2 separate regions of the Homo sapiens genome follow, and region 2 is linked to region 1. The links are chromatin contacts, found by Hi-C or POLR2A ChIA-PET in ENCODE. All regions are on one chromosome and are shown on one strand. The core of a region is the stretch at or near the end of the contact, and the rest is flanking DNA. Distances in the headings are between cores, read along the strand shown. Region 1 overlaps PTPA (protein phosphatase 2 phosphatase activator). Region 2 overlaps MIGA2 (mitoguardin 2).

Region 1 (7,204 bases), core at 3,487-5,986:
TTCTTGAAAGGAAAGGGCCTAGCAAGTCTTTCTGAATGGGGAAGAGGTCTCATTGTCTCCATGTTGACCACCCTCCTCAGAGGGGCACTTATCAATGATTCGGATTCTGGGAGACTAAAACAATCCCAGTCCTTTACCTGGACTACTGTCAACGCTGGTTGTTTTTCTCCTCCAGGGCATGAGGCAGCCTTCGCTGCTTTCCTCTGCTGTCTCTGCAAGATTGGGGTGCTCCGGGTGGATGACCAAATAGCTATTGTCTTCAAGGTGTTCAATCGGTGAGAGAAAGGACAGGAGGGTTGGAGGAGGGGGCGTGAGGGGCCATCTGTTTCCTCCTCAAACTGGGAAATGGGGTGCTCTAGGGTTCTCCTGAGTAGCTCATGGTTCTCTTGTCCTGTCCTAATCAAGCTCTGGCTGTGGATGGAGTGTCCAAGCCTTTTTTCCAACAGGTTCAAATTAACCTCCAAGTAAAAGCAAGTGAAAGAATTGTCACATAGGCCGGGCGCGGTGGCTCACGCCTGTAATCCCAGGACTTTGGGAGGCCCAGGCAGGCGGATCACGAGGTCAGGTGTTCGACACCAGCCTGGCCAACATGATGAAACCCCGTCTCTACTAAAAATACAAGAATTAGCTGGGCGTGGTGGCACTCGCCTGTAATTCCAGCTACTCAGGAGGCTGAGGCAGAAGAATTGCTTGAACCCAGGAGGCGGAGGTTGCAGTGAGCTGAGATCGTGCCACTGTACTCCAGCCTGGGTGACAGAGTGAGACTCTGTCTTAAAAAAAAAAAGAATTGTCACATAATGTCTGCCAGTATTGACACAGTGTTGACCATATGGAGGAAGAATTCTAAGCACTTTATGTATAACTCATTAATTCTAACAACAACCCTATGAAATAGCAACTGTTATTTCCATTTTACATATGAGGAAACTGAGGCACAGAGATATCCGGTGTCTTCACTGGGTTCACGCCAGCTGAACCCAGGTAGTCAGACTCTGACCTGCTGCCCCACACCACCCAAGCCAGTCGCTGGGCAGCACTGATGTGGATCAGTTACCCAGAGCTCTTAAAATCCCCATTGCGGGCCCCAGTCTAGCAGTGCTGCTGCAGCAGGCCTGTGACGGAGCCCAGGAGCAGTGCTCGATGCTTCACAGGTGGTTGATATGCAGCCTCTGATAATATAGAAGGTTGGAACCAGAAGAACCTAGGAGATAACCTGCTGGGACTTGTGTTAGCTTTCAGACAGGCCAACTGAGGCTGGAGAGGCTGAGGCCCTGCCCAGGGTTTTACAAGTTGTCAGGAGTTGATGGCACCAAAACCCACCTTCCTAATCAGTGATTTTTTATTTATTTATTTGTTTATTTTTTTTGAGACAGGGTCTTGCTCTGTCGCCCAGGCTGGAGTGCAGTGGAGAGATCTCGGCTCACTGCAAGCTCTGCCTCCTGGGTTCATGCCATTCTCCTGCCTCAGCCTCCAGAGTAGCTGGGACCACAGGCGCCCACCACCACACCTGGCTGATTTTTTGGATTTTTAGTAGAGACGGGGTTTCACCGTGTTGGCCAGGATGGTCTCGATCTCCTGACCTTGTGATCCGCCTGCCTCGGCCTCCCAAAGTGCTGGGATTACAGGCGTGAGCCACCGTGCCCGGGCCCTTAATCAGTGATTTTTATGCCTTTCCTGAGCCAAAAGATGGCTGAGTGTTTGTTGGGGGAAATAAAGCTACATTATTGAAATTGAGACCAGTTAACACTCTTCAGTGGTTATTTTGGGGTCTCCTTGTGCTCCCAGTGGCCGAAAGGGTGAGACTGTCTTTTTACTTTTTGCTACCTTCCCTTTCCCTGTCCTCCTGTGCAGGTACCTTGAGGTTATGCGGAAACTCCAGAAAACATACAGGATGGAGCCAGCCGGCAGCCAGGGAGTGTGGGGTCTGGATGACTTCCAGTTTCTGCCCTTCATCTGGGGCAGTTCGCAGCTGATAGGTACTAGAGCGGGAGGTGCCTATCCCTCCACCCCCAACCAAGGCTGCGTTCTGTGGCCCTCCCCTGCCCCTCCTGCGCTCCCTCCTTCCCTTCTTCCTGCCCAGGGCAGACAGTGACAGCTTGGAAAGCAGGGCATTAGACCAGCTATTGAGGGAGGCTGTTTACTGTCGACCTTCTGCTGTGAGAGCCCGTGTGGTGGGCTGGAGGAGGCGGAGGCCAAGCGCCACCAAGATAATGGGAAGTGACATGGGCTGGAGCAAGGGCGCACGCCTGGTGCATAATGGACTGGTGTGAAATGCGCCCCAGCTCCTGGCAGCAGCTGTGGGGTTTTATGTTGAAAATGAGGGACCCTTTTGATTTGGTGACCAGTGTCATCCACTGTTATTATCGAGCTGTGTGCAAAGGGGCCCGTTAGGGAGCAGCCGCCAAGTGCTGGGTGGTGGGCCTGCTTCCTGTGGGGCTCAGAGAGGCCTGCTCTGGTGACTCCCCAACTCTTGAAGCTAGTTTTCAGGATGGGCGTAGGTGATCATCTCTATTTTGATGAAGAATGAACTGCCTACAGACTGATATTCATAAATGACCATTAGTTGTGGCCTCGGGTGCATTGCCTCCCCGAATCTTCTCAGTGACACTGCGAAGGGTCTGCCAGCATGAAGCCGGCTCTGCTGACTGGCACCTGCACCAGGCACCATACTGAGTGCTGTAGGTGTGGTAATTGTTGTCATGGCCCCTAGGAGGAGGTGCTCTTCTTGTCCCCAGTGTCCAGGTGAGGAAACTGAACCTTGGCAGGCTGAAGTCATGCGTCCAACGCCATGCAGCTAGAGCTTAGCACATTAGAATACACAAACCCAGAGTTACTTATTGCTCCTTCAAGGTGAGGTGTTGAGGGCACCACGGGCAGGACTGAGGCCCCTGGGGGGGTGTGACTGCTGGGCCGGGTTGCCCAGGTAGTCGTGGGGCCTGGTTCTGAATGCTGGGGCCCATTCCTTTTCCCAGACCACCCATACCTGGAGCCCAGACACTTTGTGGATGAGAAGGCCGTGAATGAGAACCACAAGGACTACATGTTCCTGGAGTGTATCCTGTTTATTACCGAGGTGAGGAGGAGGGGTGAGAGAGAAGCCCATGGCTGCCTCCAGGCTCAGATGAACCAAGGCTGGTGGCCTTACAGTGGATCAGAAGAGCCAGAGCTGCTGCCCAAAATGGCAGGGCCGGCCGGAGCGGGTTATTGAAAAGGAAGCACCACTGGGCCTCTTCCGAAAGAGCCGCTGCTGACTGTCAGGTCCTCCGCCCAGTTCTCCTTCAGTTTCTCCTGAACACCACAGGAGTCTTGAGATGAGGGTCTAAGACTTGGTCACTAACTGGCCTTGGTGACTGCTGCAGCAGGTCTGAAAGGGTCGGGGCGGGCGGAGGTTTGTGGGGGAGGGTCAGCATCTTTCGGTGGGGCCCCACAAGGGTCTGTAGAACCATGTGCTGTGGATGTGTAAAATGAAACCACCAGAGGAGATGGAGCGAACTTCTGGTGCAGACAGCTTTTCTGTCGAAGGGACACGTCTCTGTCAGTGCCTGAGGACGTGGGCCCGAGCAAAGTGCTGGAGTGGGAGTGCGCAGGCCTGGCCTGTGGTGGCAGTCACTGGATAGCCAGCCCCACGGCTGGGTTCTGGAACTGGAAGTTATTGTCTCACCAAGGCAGGATTCCTTGCAGTGGGCCCTGGACCACTTGTGCGAGATCTCCTAGTGTGTTTGTTAAAACGCACATTCCTGGGCCCTCCATCCCAGCTTATTGCATCAGAATCTTAGGGGACAAGAGCCAGGAACCTGCATCTAAACACACGTGCCAGGCGACTGCACAGGAAAGCTGGGGACCCTCTGCTCTCTGGACCTCTCTTGAGGGAGGTGTTAGGACTTCTCATCCTCTCTGCCATCCCCATGCCCCAGTTTCCAAAGGGCGCCCTCGCTCAGCTATCTGGAGAGGGTTTGAGAGTTCTATCCCTCCTCAGTCCCTTTCCCGACACCAGCACGGATGTCTGCTGCCTCAGTGAGGTTCCTAGCAGGCCTGTGGATGCTGGCCACGGGGGCTGCTCTCCGTCCGGGCTGTGTATTCTGAGCCCCCGACGAGGTGGAGAAAGCTGGGTTATAACCAGCAGCCTTGGCTCCAGGCTCTTCCTGGTCAACATTCGGCTCAGGCTTCTGCCAAACTCCAGAGGCCAGAGGGGAATGACACATTTTTTCCAAGTCAGCAAATGGAGCCGGGACTGACGGCTGGGCGGCCACCACTTCATTCCCGGAGATCTGCTGCCCTCAGCAGTGTGGCAGGCCCAAGGTCGGGAGGACTTGGGGGCAGCCTGGCTCACTGCCTTGAAAGCCAGTCACGCGCTGCTCTCTGTGGAGTGGAATGTGGGGGTCTGCGGAGCCCTGGGGGACCTCAGGATAAGCTGGAGGAGCAGGGTGGGAAGAAGGGTGCAGATGCCACACTGAGTTCTTGGGTGTGGCTGAAAGGCTGAGCTGTTTGGGCTCCCCCGGCGGCTGGCCAGGCCTCTGGGTCCCTGTCGGTATTCTAACTAGGAGGCATGCCAGGCCTGGCCTCCAGGATTTTGGGAATTGATTCCATGGTAAAATTTTGTCTTTAGTTGGTTGGTTGATTTTGTTGGTATAAACACCCCAAAAGCTTTTCCAAAGTTTGGGACCCAGTTCCTCCAGTAGAGGAAATCTCAAAGTAGCCACTAGGTGGCAGGAGAGGCACACTGAACTTGGAGAGGGTTTGGTGACATTTATTTGAGGCAGCAGAAGGAACAGGGAGGGGAGGGCGTGCCTAGAGTTGTTGGCTGTTCCGCACCTTCTCCACAGGTCCGGGTTTTCACTTTGGGTCTAGGCTCTTGGGCATGGTGTTCAACAGTAGACCCTAGGAGGAGTGTGCCCAGGAGCCGGGGTGGCTGCAGCAAGGGCCCATCTTGCCACGTGGCCGCTGGTTGCAGCACACGTTGTGTTGGTTCTCCAGAGCGCCCACCCTCTTCCACCTCGGAGCAGTGAGCAGCATTTTGCAGTCCCTAGTTGGTGAGTGGCCTGGCCTAGCTCACTGGGGACCTGGAGGCTTGCATGGAGTTCTGTACGCCTTGCTTGGGAAGGAGGCAGTGTTTCCTCTGGAGACCCTGGATTCACCATGGTGCTCTTTTAACTGGGAGATTAACTAAAACACCGAGAACTTGGGAGTGGAATCAGGCAGCCCTTTCAGGGTCTCATGCCAAGACTGCCCTGATACCCGTGGGCATCCTAGGTGAGGGACCCCACCTTGCAGGGCCTCTACAGCCTCTGTAAATGCAGCCCTGGCGCCTTTAAGAGCCCAGGGCAGGCAGGAAAAGAATTTCAGTTTCAATCTGGCTTCTAAATTTGGAGTTTTGGGAAGGGAGGGATCAGATTTCAGCTGGAAGGGAAGGAGCTGACAGGAAGGCGCTGTGCAGAGCCTCCCCACCCCCGCCCATCCCCCCAGTTACTGACAGAGGAGCCATTTACAAAAGGCCGATTCTCTGGGGAGTGGAGAGGCAGGAACGCAGCGTCTGTGAGTAATTTCCTGCTCAATATGGCTGCTCTGACTCACACGATTCCCCTGGGGTCACTGCGGGCTGCAGCTCGCTCGCTCATTCTGGTTCTTTCTCTTCTCCCTTTGTGGCTAGAATGAGCTAATTTTTTCTTTGTCTTCCAGCCCCGATTCCTTTTTCTCCCACTCGTCTGTTTTCCTTTGCCAGAGTTACAGGCAAAGGACTGTAACCTCCCTGAAGGACTTAGGGAGACCCTGGGGTACTGAAGGCCTGGGGGCAGCCTGCAGCCCCTCCAAAGAAACTACCTCTCTGGCCTTTCTGTGTGTAGGGGCCCAGGGCCACTGGAGCTCCAGGACATGGGCCTAGCCCTGGCTCTGCCAGAGGCCTTTTGAGGATCTGTTCTTTGGCCCTGGTAGGCGAGGCTGGCCAGGAGGCAGGGGCTCTTGTCTTCCAGTGCCCATCTGCCTGCCTTTGCCTCGGAGCCCTTGCCGGGCAGGCCCCTGGCAGACAAAGCCGACAAAGCCGACAGGGTGCCTCCTGGTTGCTTGCTCAGAGGGCCCTGTCCAGAGAGTGAAACTGGTTACACAGCTCCATGCTCCCTGAGCTTTCCTGGGCCTGGAAGTGTGCACAGGGCTGGAGCCTGCAGACTGGGGAAGGGGTGGGGTAGGGTGGGGAGGTGGGGGAGGGGCTGGGGGTGGAGTGTGGTTGAGCAGGGCAGTTGAAACAAAGCTCCCCAGAGGTGAGGCCCCTGTAGGCTCGGGGTGCCTGGCTGCCCTCCTGGAGGAGAGAGCCTGGGGTGATTCTGAGTGAAGCGAGTGGTCCAAGACAAGGCCCCCAGGGACCAGAGTGGGCTTTGTCTCTGTTGGGTGCCTCGGGCTCTTGCCTGGCTGTGGTGGAGCCTGGGAGAGAAGAGGAGGGGAGGGAGGAGCCTGTTGTCCTTGCTCCTGAACATGGGTGTTTGGATGGGCTTTTTGGGAACCTGGGCCAGGGGAGGGAAATGAGGGGGATAAAATGACAGGTTTTTTTTGACTTAAATCTTAAAAGTTTTGTCACAGTTGCCCTTACTAGAGAAGTAAGAGGCCTGCCAGGAGTGGGTCACCAGGTGGCAGCCCATGGCTCAAGAGTGGGGGCTCCTGAGGGCTCTTGTGGTGAACTGATGCCCCTTTTTGGAGAGCGTTTCTGGCTTATCTTTTCTCCTTCAAAAAATAACCCAGTCTCCCCTGACACCCGCATGTTTCTAGAACCTTCCAAGTCTCTGTTTCTTTGCCAGATTCAGCCTCTTTGCAGAGTCTTCCTTCTGCAGCATGGGTCTGGGGTACAGAGCCCTGTTCCCCTGTAAATGCTGCCTATGAGCTGGGGGGCTGTGTCGAGGGGAATTATGAACTGCTTGGTTAATAAATACAAATGTGCTGGACTTGCGGTGTCAGGGGGATATGCTCAGGCACACAGGCGTCCCTCTGTGGTTTCTGACGTCATGGGAACTTCATGCTGGCTGCAGAATCTTTCTCTTCCGTCCTGGAGGGTCAGACTCTTTGGCAAGAGGGAGGACCAGGAATGGAGCCGTCCTTGTGCCTGCCTCTTTCAGCTGCTGTGGCGGCCACCCCTTCCCCACCTCCTGGCCAGGCCAGGCTGGCTGCTGCTTCAGGCACCCCTGCCTCCCATCGGCCCTCTCTTCCCTGCCTGCATGGCAGG
Region 2 (7,204 bases), core at 1-2,500, 70 kb before region 1:
GGAGACGGTGGGTCACTGCCCTGCTCTCAGACCCACACTTGCTCACATCAGCCCGTGTGGTTGCCTGGCTCCGTCCCCTCTGTCCCTAGCACTGGCACCAGGGCTGGGCCCCCACCCCCTAGATCCGCGGCTGCCAGGCCTGGGAGACCAGAGTCTGCCCTGGAGAAGCCTCCAGGGTGCCCCGTTGCTGCCTGGTGCCCCAGTTTAGAACCAACATGGTGTGCGCTTTCTTCCTATTGTGTGGTTTTACTTTTGTGCTGGTATGAATTCGATTCCATTTTAATGCATCCTGTTAAATCAAGTTAAAAGAGGGGAAAGCAAAACCAAAAGGAAAAAAAGGCACAGAGTGAGAGACAACCCAGCACAGGACCCCCAGGAAGGCAAGCAGTAACGCTCCAGCAGCCGGGCTGTGCTGCCTGGGCCCAGGCTTCTGCGAGGTGGTTTACAGGCGGGAACCATTGCTCCCACAACCACCAAAGGAGGTGGGAGTGCTGTGTTGTGCCCCTTTACAGAAGAGGAGACCGAGGCTCAGAGAAGATCCAGCAGTAAGATTAGAGTCAAGATTCAAGTTTAGGTATGTCTGAGTCCAAAATCAGAGGAGGAAGCAGCAGAGCTTAGGCACCTGGCCCCATCTTCCTGCTTGGAGTGGGGTGAGCTGGGTTTAAGGGCTTGGTGCTGGGCTGGCAGAGGGCGAGGGGCTGTGGGCTAGGCCCATTTTGACACCCGGGGGACATCCTATTTTTGATGTAGGCCTTGGCCACTGCTTGCTGGTCGGTCCTGAAAGCCAAGAGGAGGCTGCTGATGGTGAGTGACTGGCAGGCCCGGGGGAGCACGAGCTGGGCTCTGAGGCAGCGTGGTGGGGAGCGGAGCGGGTGCAGGGTGGCTCGCTGGGCCACTTGGCCTTCACCGCTCACAGTCCTGGCCCCCTTGTTCCGCCGTTACCTCTCCCTGTGCCAGGAGCTCCCTGGAGGCTCGTGTAGACCCACTTCCTCTCCTCCCCAGGCCCAGCACAGAGCAGGCCACTGGGGAGGGGAACGGATACCCTAGGGTAGTGGCCACAGGGCTGGCAGCTGGCCTGGTGCAGGCGTCTCGGTGGGGGCAGGATACCCAGGAGCAAGCAGAGCCCTGTCCCTCCTGCCCTTTCCCCGCCCCAGTCAGGCCCCTGTAATCTCCGCTCCCAGGCAGCGACTGGCTGTGCTATCTGGCCTGTGGTTTGTCGTTCCCCTCTGCGGGCCAGGCTCTGTTGCCTAGCTGATACCAGCTGCCGTGGCCACGTGCTCCAGGCACTTCCCGCGGAGCCACTATGGCCCCACCTCTTGCAGTACTCACAGCGGCCCATGGTTACCCTGTCTGCAGAAGTTAAAATGGGCTTCGAAAGCTTGAGTCACTGCCCAGGGTCATCTAGCAGGAAAGTACATGAGCTGGGGCGACCTCTAAAGCCCAGCCCTTTATGCGACACCTGGGCCTGGTGCCCTCATCCTACCTGGGCCCCGCCTGGCCCCTCAGCCTTGTGCCCACCGCAGGTGCCTGATGGCTTCATCTCCCATTTCTACTCCGTATCGGAGCATGTGAGCCCTGTCCTAGCCTTCGGCTTCCTTGGACCCAAGCCTCAGCTTGCTGAAGTCTGTGCTTTCTTCAAGGTAAACAGAGAGCAGTTCTCGTTCTTTCCTGACCCTTGCCCTGAGCACAGGCGCCCTGGGAGGTGCCAGGAATGGGATGAGGGCCTGGGCCTGGGCCTGCTCCCAGAGAGAGGGCAGAGCCAGACCCACATGGGTCCAGAGGAAGCAGTGGGAGGGAGGAGCCTGGGGATGGAAAGGACCGGCTGGGGCTCTGGTGGTGGACAAGGGGACTTCAGGTAACCTGGGGGGCATCATGGTGGGCAGTGGCTGGGCCAGGCCTGACACCAGCCCTGCTCCCCCAGCACCAGATTGTGCAGTACCTGAGGGACATGTTCGACCTGGACAATGTGCGCTACACGTCACTGCCCGCGCTGGCAGACGACATCCTGCAGCTGTCCCGGCGCCGCAGCGAGATATTGCTGGGGTACCTGGGGGTGCCCGCGGCCAGCAGCGCAGGCGTGAATGGGGCGCTGCCCCGAGAGAATGGGCCCCTGGGGGAGCTGCAGTAGAGGCGGCACGGGCTGGGGGGTGGCAGAGAGAAGGCTCCTCCTCCCTTCCCTGGGTTGGTATCTGACAGCTGTGGTGGCTGAGGGCCGTTGCCCCTGACTTTGCCCCACCCCCATCATCTGGGAGTCCCCAAGGCCCAGAGGGGACATTTCCATGGAGAAGAACGGTTCCTGGGGGAAGCAGAGGCCAGGACCAGTGGGGCCTGTGGGAGAGAAAGGCTGTGAGAGAGGGGGTTGTTGTGGAGAATTGGGACAGGCAGAGCCAGGATGCCCCAGGTGGGGGACCCCAAAACCTCCCATCGCTCCAGGGCTGCTGACAAGGGTGCTGGGAGGGTGGAGGTGAAGGATGGGGCCTAGAGCCCTGTGGTGAAGGTCACAGTGTCCTGAGCTAGAAGCCACCTGTGGCTATATGGTCTCAGCATCCAGCTGGCCTGTCCTGATGCCCTCCCCACCTCAACCGCCTTCTCAGAGAGTTTGCAACTCCAGAGAAGGAGAGTGGGGCCACCTTAGTGGGCAGCAGGCCTGGGCCATCCAGAGATGGGGCAGAGGTGGGCCTCCCACTCCTGTGCTCTCTTCTGAGCAGGAACTGGGCCCTTGACAGTGTCCTTTGACATTCCCTCGCCCTACCAAAGATCGTCTTTTCTCCTCCCACCTCTGTCACCACCAAAGACGGGCGGAGGTGGGGCTGGGCCCTCCTGCCCCCGCCCATCCCCCTTCCATGAGCCCAGACCTCCCTGGGTGGTGCTAGGCTCTGAGCTGGGGGCTCAGACCAGGGATCGCTCAGGCCCCTGTCACCTGTGGGCCCGGGGACCACTTGGGGGAGGTCAGAGGATGTATGTGGCCGGACCAGCTTCCCCACCTTCATTAGGACAAGAAACTGCCCAGCACTTTGCCTTCAGTTCAACGCACAAACGCTCCTGGGGCCTCATGGGGGCAGAGCCTCCCCTGGGCCTGCAGAGAGTCCTGTTAGCAGCGACGTCCCCCCGCCGCGGGGTCCTGTCAGCCCGGCAGTGTCTTCTCAGTGTCTTCACCTGAGCGAGTGTCTGTGGCCCCAACGCGTTCTGCTGTGGCTCTGCCCTTTCCAGGTTGAGAGGCCTGCAGGAGAAACACACTCCCCTCCTGGGTTTCCACACTCAGGAGGTCAGAGGACTGGCTCCTGTGACCAGGGCCCCTCTCCCCTGAATGGGAAAGGGGTCTGGGGATGGGAGGGCGCACCACAGAGAGGAGATGATGCTGGGTGTGGCCCATCTTCTGTGGGCCCCTTCCCAGACACCGGATCCATGGGCACTAACCCGCCTCCCAGGCTGATGCCCGGAGGCAGCTTCCTGGGCAGGAGGGTTCCATGGGCACTAACCCACCTCCCAGGCTGATGCCTGGAGGCAGCCTCCAGGGCAGGAAGGACCCTGTGCTCCCCGCCCCCCATCCTGACATCCTGTTCTTTTGCACTTACCCTGTGCTGTGAATGTAACAGTGGGCCTTGGCCCCGCCCACTCTGATTTGCATTTTCATTTGTGTTTGTTTACACATCCATGCACTGCCTGTAGCAGTCGATTGTCACAGCTTCGACTTTTGGATGGTAGAGTGTGTGCACTGACTGTGAGTCGAATAAACAATTGAGACGATTTCCTTCCACTTTGCCATGTTGTTGGTTATGTGCATGGCTGTTTGCTTCTTGGGGCAGAGCAGGGCACCTGCTTTTTGGGGTGCCGTGGGTGAAGGTTCCAGGAGGACAAAGGTCAGGAGAAGCCTGGTGGGGGCTGTGATCCTACTTGGGGCAACTTGACTGCCTGACAGGATCCAGCCATCCCTAGGCAGGGAGGGCCCCGGTGGTCCGCGGGGAAGGGTGGGGAGCGGCCAGTGCCACGCTCAAGGCCATGGATGCAAGGTGGGCAGCCTGGCTGTGGACCCTGCTCAGGCACCATCTTAGGGAAGTCGATTCTCACTGGCCCTCAGTTTCCACATCTGTAAAATGCAGGCACTGGACCGGGCCAAGATGCAGACTCACAGGCTTAAAGGTTGTTACCCCCCAAGCTGTGAGAGCCAGGGGGAGGGGCTGGAACACTGGGAACAGGTCCAAGCCTGCCGGATCGTTACAAGTTTTCATGGGCAGCTGGAAATCACAAGTTTTATTTTACAGGTTTTTAAAAAAGAAACTTTAAAAAAAAATTTCAAATGTATGGAAAAATTGAAAAAACTATATAAAACCAACACTTCTGGTCATGTAATTAACATTTTGACTTTTTTTTTTTTTTCTTGAGACAGAGTCTCGATCTGTCACTCAGGCTGGAGTGCAGTGGCACGATCTCAGCTCACTGCAAGCTCTGCCTCCCAGGTTCACGCCATTCTCCTGCCTCAGCCTCCCGAGTAGCTGGGATTACAGGCACATGCCACCATGCCCAGCTAATTTTTTTGTATTTTTAGTAGAGACGAGGTTTTACCGTGTTAGCCAGGATGGTCTCGATCTCCTGACCTCGTGATCCGCCCGCCTCAGCCTCCCAAAGTGCTGGGATTACAGGCGTGAGCCACCGCTCCCGGCAACATTTTGCCATGTTTATTTCATGTATTTCCAAAATACTTTAGCCTAAGTTTCAGACATGTACTTTACTCTTAAACCTTTAAGCAGAGCTTAAAAACAAGGTAGTCACATTCTTGTAAGTGGGAGTTGAATGATGAGAACACATGGACACACTGCAGGGAACAACACACACTGGGGCCTGTCGGAGGGCAGGGTGTGGGAGAAGGGAGAGCATCAGGAAGAACAGCTAGTGGATGCTGGGCTTAATACCTAGATGATAGGACTGCTGGACACAGTGGCTCACGCCTGTAATCCCAGCACTTTGGGAGGCCGAGGCAGGTGGATCACTTGAGGCCAGGAGTTTGCAACCAGCCTGGCCAACATGGTGAAACCCGTCTCTACTAAAAATACAAAAACTTGGCCAGGCATGGTGGCGGGTGCCTGTAGTCTCAGCTGCTTGGGAGGCTGAGGGACGAGAAGTGCTTGAACCCGGTGGGCAGAGGTTGCAGTGAGCTGAGATCACACCACTTCACTCCATCCTGAGTGACAGAGCGAAACTCCATCTCGAAAAAAAAAAGAGAAAAAAAAACCTAGGCGACAGGATGATGTGTGCAGCAAACCACTGTGGCACATATTTACCTATGTAACAAACCTGCACATCCTGCACATGCACCCCTGAACTTAAAAAACAAAAAAACAAGGTCATTCTCCAGAATAACCACAATACCATGATCACACCTAAAAAAAAAAAAAATTCTCGGGGCCAGGCACGGTGGCTCATGCTTGTAATCCCAGCAGTTTGGGAGGCCGAGGTGGGTGGATCACCTGAGGTCAGGAGTTTGAGATCAGCCTGGCCAACATGGTGAAACCCCATCTCTACTAAAAAAATACAAAAATTAGCCAGGCATGGTGGTGCATGCTTGTAAGCCCAGCTACTTGGGAGGCTGAGGCAGGAAAATCATCTGAACCCGGGAGGCGGAGGTTGCAGTGAGCCGAGATCACACCACTGCACTCCAGCTTGGGCGACAGAGCAAGACTATGTCTCAAAACAAACAAACAAACAAACAAAAATAATTTTCTAATGTCTTTGCTGAAAATAAGAGCTTTTCCCAATCAACTGGGGATGAACTCCATCTCAAAGAAGGATAAATGCTTGAATCTTAGAGATTTTAGAGACATGAGCTGATACAGTAGCCACCTCCAATGCTGGCAAATGTTTGTTTTGGTCTTTTTTTTTTGGAGACAAGGTCTCATTCTGTCACCCAGGCTGGAGTACAGTGGTGTGTGATCTCAGCTCACTGCAGCCTTGACCTCACAAGACTAAGCAATCCTCCCGCCTCAGCCTCCCAAGTAGCTCACCGCCACTCCTGGCTAAGTTTTGTATTTTTTGTAGAGATGGGGTCTTCCTGTGTTGCCCGGGCTGGCCTTGAACTTCTGAGCTTAAGCAATTCCCCCTCCTTGGCCTCCCAAAGTAGGAGGCATGAGCCATTGTGCCCAAATTGTTTTGGTTTGTTTTAAACAGTTTTAATAAGGTATAATTCATACATCATAGATTCACGTGCTTTAATGCTGTTTTAAATAAATTTACAGAGGTGTGTACCAATTACCTCAGTATGGTTTGAGAACATTTCCATCACCCTATGATGCCCACTTATAGTAAATCCCCCAGTCCCAGGCCAGCATCAAGCTACTCTCTGTGTAGACTTGCCTTTTCTGGGCATTTGCTGTAAATGGAATCATCCAATAGGCGGCCTTTGTGGTGGGCTTCTTCAGGTGGAAGCATGTTTTGGAGGTTTATCCATCTGTGGTACGTTTCAGTATTTTATTTCCTTGTTGCTGCACAGTATTCTGCAAATGACCTTTTCCTCTTTTTCTTTCTTTTTTTTTTGAGGAGTGTTGCACTGTCACCCAGGCTGGAGTGCAGTGGTGTGATGTTGGCTCACTGCAACCTCTGCCTCCTGGGTTCAAGCGATTCTCCTGCCTCAGCCTCCCGAGTAGCTGGGACTACAGGTGCCCACCACCAAGCCTGGCTAATTTTTGTATTTATTTTTTTTTTTTTGAGACAGAGTTTTGCTCTTGTTGCCCAGGCTGGAGTGCAACAGCGCCATCTGGGCTCACCGCAACCTCCGCCTCCCGGGTTCAAGCGATTCTCCTGCCTCAGCCTCCCGAGTAGCTGGGATTACAGGCATGCGCCACCACCCTGGCTAATTTTGTATTTTTAGTAGAGACGGTGTTTCTCCATGTTGGTCAGGCTGGTCTTGAACTCCCGACCTCAGGTGATCCACCCGCCTTGGCCTCCCAAAGTGCTGGGATTACAGGCGTGAGCCAACGTGCCTGGCGATTTTTGTATTTTTAGTAGAGGCAGGGTTTTACCATATTGGTCAGGCTGGTTTTGAACTCCTGACCTCATGATCCGCCCACCTCGGCCTCCCAAAGTGCTGGGCTTACAGGTGGGAGACACCATGCCTGGCCATCTCTCAGAGGTTTCTACAACCGAAACTGTCACTTCTAGTTTGACATCACAGGGATCCAGGGCTTCCACAGCCTCCACTGAAATGGCAGTT

The links. A loop is a pair of places that touch in the nucleus more often than their neighbours do. ChIA-PET counts read pairs that join two places held with the same protein, here RNA polymerase II (POLR2A). Pooled maps may share reads with other maps.
Region 2: a loop to region 1 is called in a pooled map, with 2.2 times the contacts of the local background. The contact joins two enhancer-like sites. A Hi-C loop is called at or near these places in 1 of 50 pooled maps. POLR2A ChIA-PET finds 5 or more read pairs at or near these places in 3 of 52 experiments (A673, CD8-positive, alpha-beta memory T cell and WTC11).

The regions. Positions count from the first base shown.
Region 1 is chr9:129,134,620-129,141,823 of GRCh38, forward strand. PTPA (protein phosphatase 2 phosphatase activator) reads left to right here. Exons shown (of 10, transcript NM_178000.3): 6 at 176-275; 7 at 1,852-1,976; 8 at 2,973-3,073. Among named protein-coding and RNA genes, the nearest start is that of PTPA, 27 kb to the left of the region's middle. RefSeq lists enhancers at 3,869-4,496, 4,965-5,054, 5,127-5,754, 5,175-5,224, 5,515-5,674 and 2 more and a silencer at 6,275-6,324. Within about 2 kb of position 4,737, at least 41 of the 41 ENCODE cell types and tissues checked have a DNase peak (open chromatin) inside an H3K27ac peak, as active enhancers do.
Region 2 is chr9:129,068,326-129,075,529 of GRCh38, forward strand. It overlaps MIGA2 (mitoguardin 2), which reads left to right. Exons shown (of 16, transcript NM_001329990.2): 13 at 1-7; 14 at 751-804; 15 at 1,524-1,640; 16 at 1,922-3,757. The coding sequence ends at 2,128. Among named protein-coding and RNA genes, the nearest start is that of DOLPP1, 9.2 kb to the right of the region's middle. RefSeq lists enhancers at 1,432-1,571, 2,519-3,468, 3,469-4,418. Within about 2 kb of position 1,251, at least 18 of the 41 ENCODE cell types and tissues checked have a DNase peak (open chromatin) inside an H3K27ac peak, as active enhancers do.